2 separate regions of the Homo sapiens genome follow, and region 1 is linked to region 2. Evidence: chromatin loops called from intact Hi-C (ENCODE). Cell type or tissue: adrenal gland. All regions are shown on one strand. Links, peaks and the distances in the headings refer to the core of each region. The heading gives the core; the rest is flanking DNA. Region 1 overlaps SH2B2 (SH2B adaptor protein 2). Region 2 overlaps ORAI2 (ORAI calcium release-activated calcium modulator 2).

The links. Peaks named below come from ENCODE experiments on the same cell type or tissue, not always from the same donor. Only the 100,000 strongest peaks of a DNase experiment are listed, where the experiment ranks them.
Region 1: it touches region 2 in a loop (2.1-fold over the local background); 17 of 110 quality-filtered maps call a loop at or near these places.

What each region holds. Positions count from the first base shown.
Region 1 is chr7:102,293,394-102,296,402 of GRCh38, forward strand. The region is part of intron 1 of SH2B2 (SH2B adaptor protein 2); the gene reads left to right. Among named protein-coding and RNA genes, the nearest start is that of MIR4285, 1.8 kb to the left of the region's middle. RefSeq lists an enhancer at 711-1,464. In adrenal gland, for the core only: no CTCF peak of the experiment used is centred there; no DNase peak of the experiment used is centred there.
Region 2 is chr7:102,449,057-102,451,763 of GRCh38, forward strand. ORAI2 (ORAI calcium release-activated calcium modulator 2) reads left to right here. Exons shown (of 4, transcript NM_001126340.3): 4 at 1-2,707. Among named protein-coding and RNA genes, the nearest start is that of ALKBH4, 14 kb to the right of the region's middle. RefSeq lists an enhancer at 1,467-1,526. In adrenal gland, for the core only: a CTCF peak has its summit at 1,381 (motif pointing left); no DNase peak of the experiment used is centred there.

The DNA of each region.
Region 1 (3,009 bases), core at 273-2,772, 160 kb before region 2:
AGACTTCCCCTGCCCTCCTCGCTCCATCCCCCAGCACCAAAAACCACTCTGAAGCCCCCATCCCATCAGAGATGGGGAAAAAAAAAACACATTTTTTCAGGAGGAGAAGGCAGACAGCCCAGCTGAGCCTAGAAAAACCGGAGGTGGGGGGGTGTAATGGATGGGGGGAGGGTGGTCTACCCGCCCAGTGCTCCGAGGAGGGCCAGCACCACAGGGGGCCCTGGCTGGGCTTCCTTTGTCTCCAACGCCAGTCCTCAGAGAAGCAGCCTGTGAGGGGGAGAGGCAACCCCCTACCTGTCCCTAGTCCCAATGGAATGACAGCCCAGTCTTCAATGTCCAAGGCCATCACTTCTGCATCAAAATCAGGAGCCCCTAGAAGCCACACACAGCTCCAGCAATCCCATTTTACTGATAGGGAAGTGGAGGCACCAAGAGACACAGGGCCCGGCCCAGGATAGAGTCCAGATCTCCCAGAGCCCAGTCCAGCACTGCCTGGCACCAACTCAGCTGGTCTGTTTGGACACCTTGGGACCATAGGAGGAGAGCTGACCACCAAGAGAGTTAAAGACCATAGGGTCTTGGAGATCAGAGGGGGAGAGCAGTATAGGGAAGTTTTCCTGGGAGAAGAGAAGGTTTTGTTTCGGTTTGGTTTTTTGAGACAGAGTCTCGCTCTGTTGCCCAGGCTGGAGTGCAGTCGTGCAATCTCAGCTCACTGCAGCCTCAACTTTCTGGGTTAAAGTCCTCCTGCCTCAGTCCCCCAAGTACCTGGGACTACAGGCGTGTGCCACCACACCTGCCTAATTTTTGTATTTTTAGTAGAGACGGGGTTTCACCATGTTGCCCAGGCTGCTCTCGAACTCCTGAGCTCAAGTGATCTACCTGCCTCGGCCTCCCAAAGTGCTGGGATTACAGGCTTGAGCCACCACATCCAGCCAGAAGAGAGGGTTTTGCACGGTCTAAAGGGAGGGGAGATGTTGAATAGTCGGAAGAGCAAAGTCCCTAGAGAGGGCTTGAAACACCAACCTTGGCAGCACCAAGGTTGGAGGAGCTCCCGCCCTGCCCATGCCTGCACATGGGTTATAACATTGCAGACACCACCTCCTGTGCCATCTTGCCAGTGAGTGGTCAGAAAGTGAGAAGAGTGGGCTCAGAGGTTGGGAGTGTGGTCAGTGTCACTCACTCAGGGAGCACCCACGGGGTCACGTCTTGAGCCCAGGTCAGCCAAGCTCCCTACATGGGGTCTCCTCCCCAGTTCTGGTCCCAAAGATGGGTGGGGACAGTGCACTCCTGCCCCTGCCACAGCCAGGCCCCCTTCCCTGTGTCTTGCAGCCTCCCCTCTACAGAGAACCATGTCCGGGCCTCCCTCTCTCCATCTGTAGCCAGGTGGGGGCCTCCCTGCTGGCACTGCTGTTTGGAGACTTATACCTCTAGCTGCTCAACCTGCTTCCTCTGCATCCGGGGCTGGACCTACTGAGGGCTTCTGTGCCAGGCATCAGGCCCACAGGCTCCTGGGTGGCCTGCAGGGTTAGGTAGGAGAGGTCAGGGCAGTCCCAACCTCCCAGTGCCTCCCAGGCCAGTCCCTGCCTAGGACCTGGCCACACCTGCCATGCCCTTGGAAGATTCCTCTCTAAGTTCCACTCCCACTCCAGTGAGGGCCACCTGAGACCCACCTGCGAGAGCCTCCCCCAGGGCCCTGTCCCCCATCTCTGTGCCTTCTCCCTACCAAGGGTTCCTCCAGCCAGGAGGAAGAGCTGGGGGCGACAGGGATTGATGTCTAGGACTCGGCACTGGGGCTGACTTCCTGCCTGCCGCTGCCTGCCCCATGTGGGGGCATAATCATCTCACTCAGGGACCCCACACCTACCCTTCCCAGGCTGCCAAGTCACTGGCTCTGAGCCCCCTGGGGGTCCTAATGGTATAGAGAGAGAGGTGGCCACCGTCAGGAGCACTAGCCTACTGGATAAATGGATGGGCTTGGAGCTCAGGGACAGGGTTTCATGGGTTCAGCTGTGGCCCCACCCCCACCCCAGGAAATACCACCCCTGCAGGTCATGGCCTGGGCCTGGGCTCGTGACCTTCCCTGGAGGCCATGGTGGTGGTGGTGGTGGTGGCAGGTGTGTTCCCGTCTCCACCCCTCAGGGAAGAAGCAAGTTCCAGGAGCCTGGACTTTTGCCCTGCGCACTCTCTGTGTCAGATGGGGAGACAGCCATGAGGACAGACACTTGAAGTACCCTATAACTGGCACCATGCAAGAGAGACAGGCAGGAGGAGACTGTGGGAGCTCAGAGGAGACACTTGTGCTGGCCTGGATCAGGGAGAAAGGAGGGGTGTCGGGAGGCTTCCTGGAAGAAGTGGCTTCTGGATTAATTATTGAAGTGTGAGTAGGAGTTAGGGAAGAAAGGAGGAAGCACGGGGCAGGGAAAAGGTCAGGCATGAGCAAAGCTCGTGGGTTCCTCAGTCCCCATCCTTCCCCCACCTTCGTGAACTCTAACCACCACCACCACTACCCAACTGCCAATGTCCTGATAAGTCCTGCCCCCAACTCATTGTTCAGGCCCCCAGCACCCTCTTTATTTTCTTTGCACTCATGAAGCCCAACGCAATAACCACCTCTTGAAGGAAACCTTCCAAACTCCCGACTCCCCTCCCCCAGTACCAAGGCAGGAGTCTCCTAGGAGACCGCTGGTTTGGAAACCTGTCCTTGAAGCTAAGCAGGCTCAGCCGGGAGCCCTGTTCTGTCCCTGGGGCTGTCCCTTGGTTATTGACTGCAGATTGATGGCGAGGTTGCCCCAAGGAGAGAGGGAATTCCCACGGTGCCCTATGGCCCAGAGGCCTCGCAGATGATCTCACAGAAATGGGGCAGCTATTTTTACCTGGCATTTAATTACATGGTTTGGATCCCAGAGGAGAGATGAGATGGTGATCCCAGGAGCTGCGAGGGAGGGGCATTCCGGAAACTGTGGGGACCCTGGGAGGACAGGCGAGGGCATGATCCTCTAACTCATTTCC
Region 2 (2,707 bases), core at 1-2,500:
CTGAGGGGCCCTAGGGGAGTCACACCAAGGGTCCCCACGAGAAAGTTGTGGCATCCCCGGGGGCCGGAGAAGAGCCCCGTGTCTTCTGAGGGGTTCGTCCTTTGTGTCCCCTGCAGACATTTGTCTGCGACCTTTGCCCTCCAGCATGTATGTACTTTCCTGCAGCCTGTAGAAACGCCTCTTACGGTTTAATATGTGTTCGCTTTGCTAAAGAATATCAACATCGGCCAGGCGAGGTGGGGCACGCCTGTCATCCCAGCACTTTGGGAGGCTGAGGTGGGAGGATCACTTGGGCCCAGGGGTGCAAGACCAGCCTGGGCAACATAGCGAGACCCCATGTCTAAAAAAATTATTTTAAATTAGCCAGGCCGGGTGCAATGGCTCGCGCCCGTAATCTTAGCACTCTGGGAGGCCGAGGCAGGCAGATCACTTGAGATCAGGACTTTAAGACCAGCCTCGGCAACAACATGGTGAAACCATCTCTAGCAAAAATACAAAAAATTAGCCGGGTATGGTGGCGGGTACCTGTAATCCCAGCTACTCAGGAGGCTGAGGCAAGAGAATCGCTTGAACGCAGGAGGCAGAGGTTGCAGTGAGCTGAGATCGTGCCACTGCACTCCAGCCTGGACAACAGAGCAAAACTCTGTCTCAAAAAATAATAAATAAAAATAAATTAGCTGGGCGTGGTGGTGCATGCCTGTAGTTCCAGCTACTTGGGAGGCTGAGGTGGGAGGATTGCTTGAGCCTGGGAAGTAGAGGCTGCAGTGAACTATAACTGTGCTAGTGGCCGGGCGCAGTGGCTCACGCCTATAATCCCAGCACTTTGGGAGGCCAAAGCAGGTGGATCACTTGAGGTCAGGAGTTCGAGACCAGCCTGGCCAACATGGTGAAACTCTGTGTCTACTAAAAATACAAAAAATTAGCTGGGTGTGGTGGCGCTCGCCTGTAGTCCCAGCTACTTGGGAGGCTGAGGCAGGAGAATCACTTGAACCCAGAAGGCAGAGGTAGCAGTGAGCCAAGATGGTGCCACTGCACTCCAGCCTGGGCGACAGAGGGTGACTCCTCAAAAAAAAGAAAAATAGCTAAAATATGATTGTACCACTGCACTCCAGCCTGGGTGACAGAGTGAGACCCTGTCTCTAAAAAAAAAAAAAAGAAAATAAAGAAAAAAGAATGTCAGCATGTCAGCGTTCCTCCAAGGAGTGGCTTTGGGTCAAGAAGACAGGCTGGCTCTCCTAAACAAACGGCTCCCCACGGCTGGGAGAGGCAGCAGGCCCTTACTCTGGCCTGAGTCTTTTGGGAGGGGCCCTGCTGGGCCTTCTCCTGCCACCTACCTTCCTGGACCATCTGTGCCCCTGCCCACGCAGTACCACACTCCCCAGACTGTGGAACGCATCTCCAGTGCCATCTGGGGGCCAGTTACTGTACCTGGTCCCCAGGCAGAGCTCTTGGCCTGGCAGCATCCAGGCAGGTATTAAGTGCCCAGTGATGGTGGCACATGGGTGGGGACGGAGCCACATCCAAGTCTAGCCCTCTGATTAGGAGGATGACAGTCTTGGAATTTCTTGTTCTCTTTCTCCTAGGGTTCTCGTTCTCCCAGCTCCAGCCTTTCTAGTTTCGAGGCATGAGGCAAACCATTGCTGTGGGAATAGCAGTGACCATTGGTAGGGCCATGGTGGCCGGGAGAGGAAACCTCAGGGTCACCCCAGAGCCTGTGGGGAGACGGAGGGTGAGCTGTTGTTGGAGCTGCAGAAACGCCTTGAAGGGCAGCATGGGCGATGAGGAATGCCATTGCAGCCTAGAAATTCGGTTTCTGGAGGTTTAGCCTGATTTTGAAGAGTATTTAAGAACAGAGGGCTCCAGACCAGGTGTGGTGGCTCACATCTGTAATCCCAGCACTTTGGGAGGCAGAGGTGGGCGGATCGCCTGAGATCAGGAGTTCGAGACCAGCCTGGCCCACATGGTGAAACCCTGTCTCTACTAAAAATACAAAAATTAGCCGGGCGTAGTGACACACGCCTGTAATCCCAGCTGCTCGGGAGGCAGAGGCAGGAGAATGGCGTGAACCCGGGAGGCGGAGGTTGCAGTGAGCCGAGATCACGCCACTGCACTCCAGCCTGGGTAACAGAGCAAGACTCTGTCTCAAAAAAAAAAAAAAAAGAACAGGGGCCTCTGCCTCAGTTTGCCCGGGAGCCAGCCAGGGCCCATCCTAATTTGGAGCACAGTCTTCCTGGTGCCTAGACATGCCAAGGCCCCTCCCACGTGGTACACCCTCTCCGTTTAGTACCTGACCACCTGTTTCAAAACGCAGGTGTTTCTGGTTTAGAAACTTGGAAGGCGGAATGTGTTTTCGTGTCTTCTAGGAAGGGTCTGCTGAGGACCAGACCACGTAAGCCTGAGTGGATCCTGACTCAGCTGCAGCCCTTACCTGCCTCGTGCTGATGATCTATGCATGGCGTTATGTAGATCACGTGCGGCAGAGACAGCCACTGTCCTGTGTGCGGGTTTTTAAAACAGCTGCCCTGGATGAAACGGAATAAACCAGTGATGCTATTCAAAGTCTTTCTGTTCTTGGGGGATGCTGTGGGCAGAGGGGATAAATTGCAGCCCCTGGCCCTCCCGTGGCATCTGCTGACTGGGGGACCCACATCGTGGCCTGAAAAACTCCTGGAGCGCCCTCTGGCCTCCTGTCGCTGGTCACTGGCCA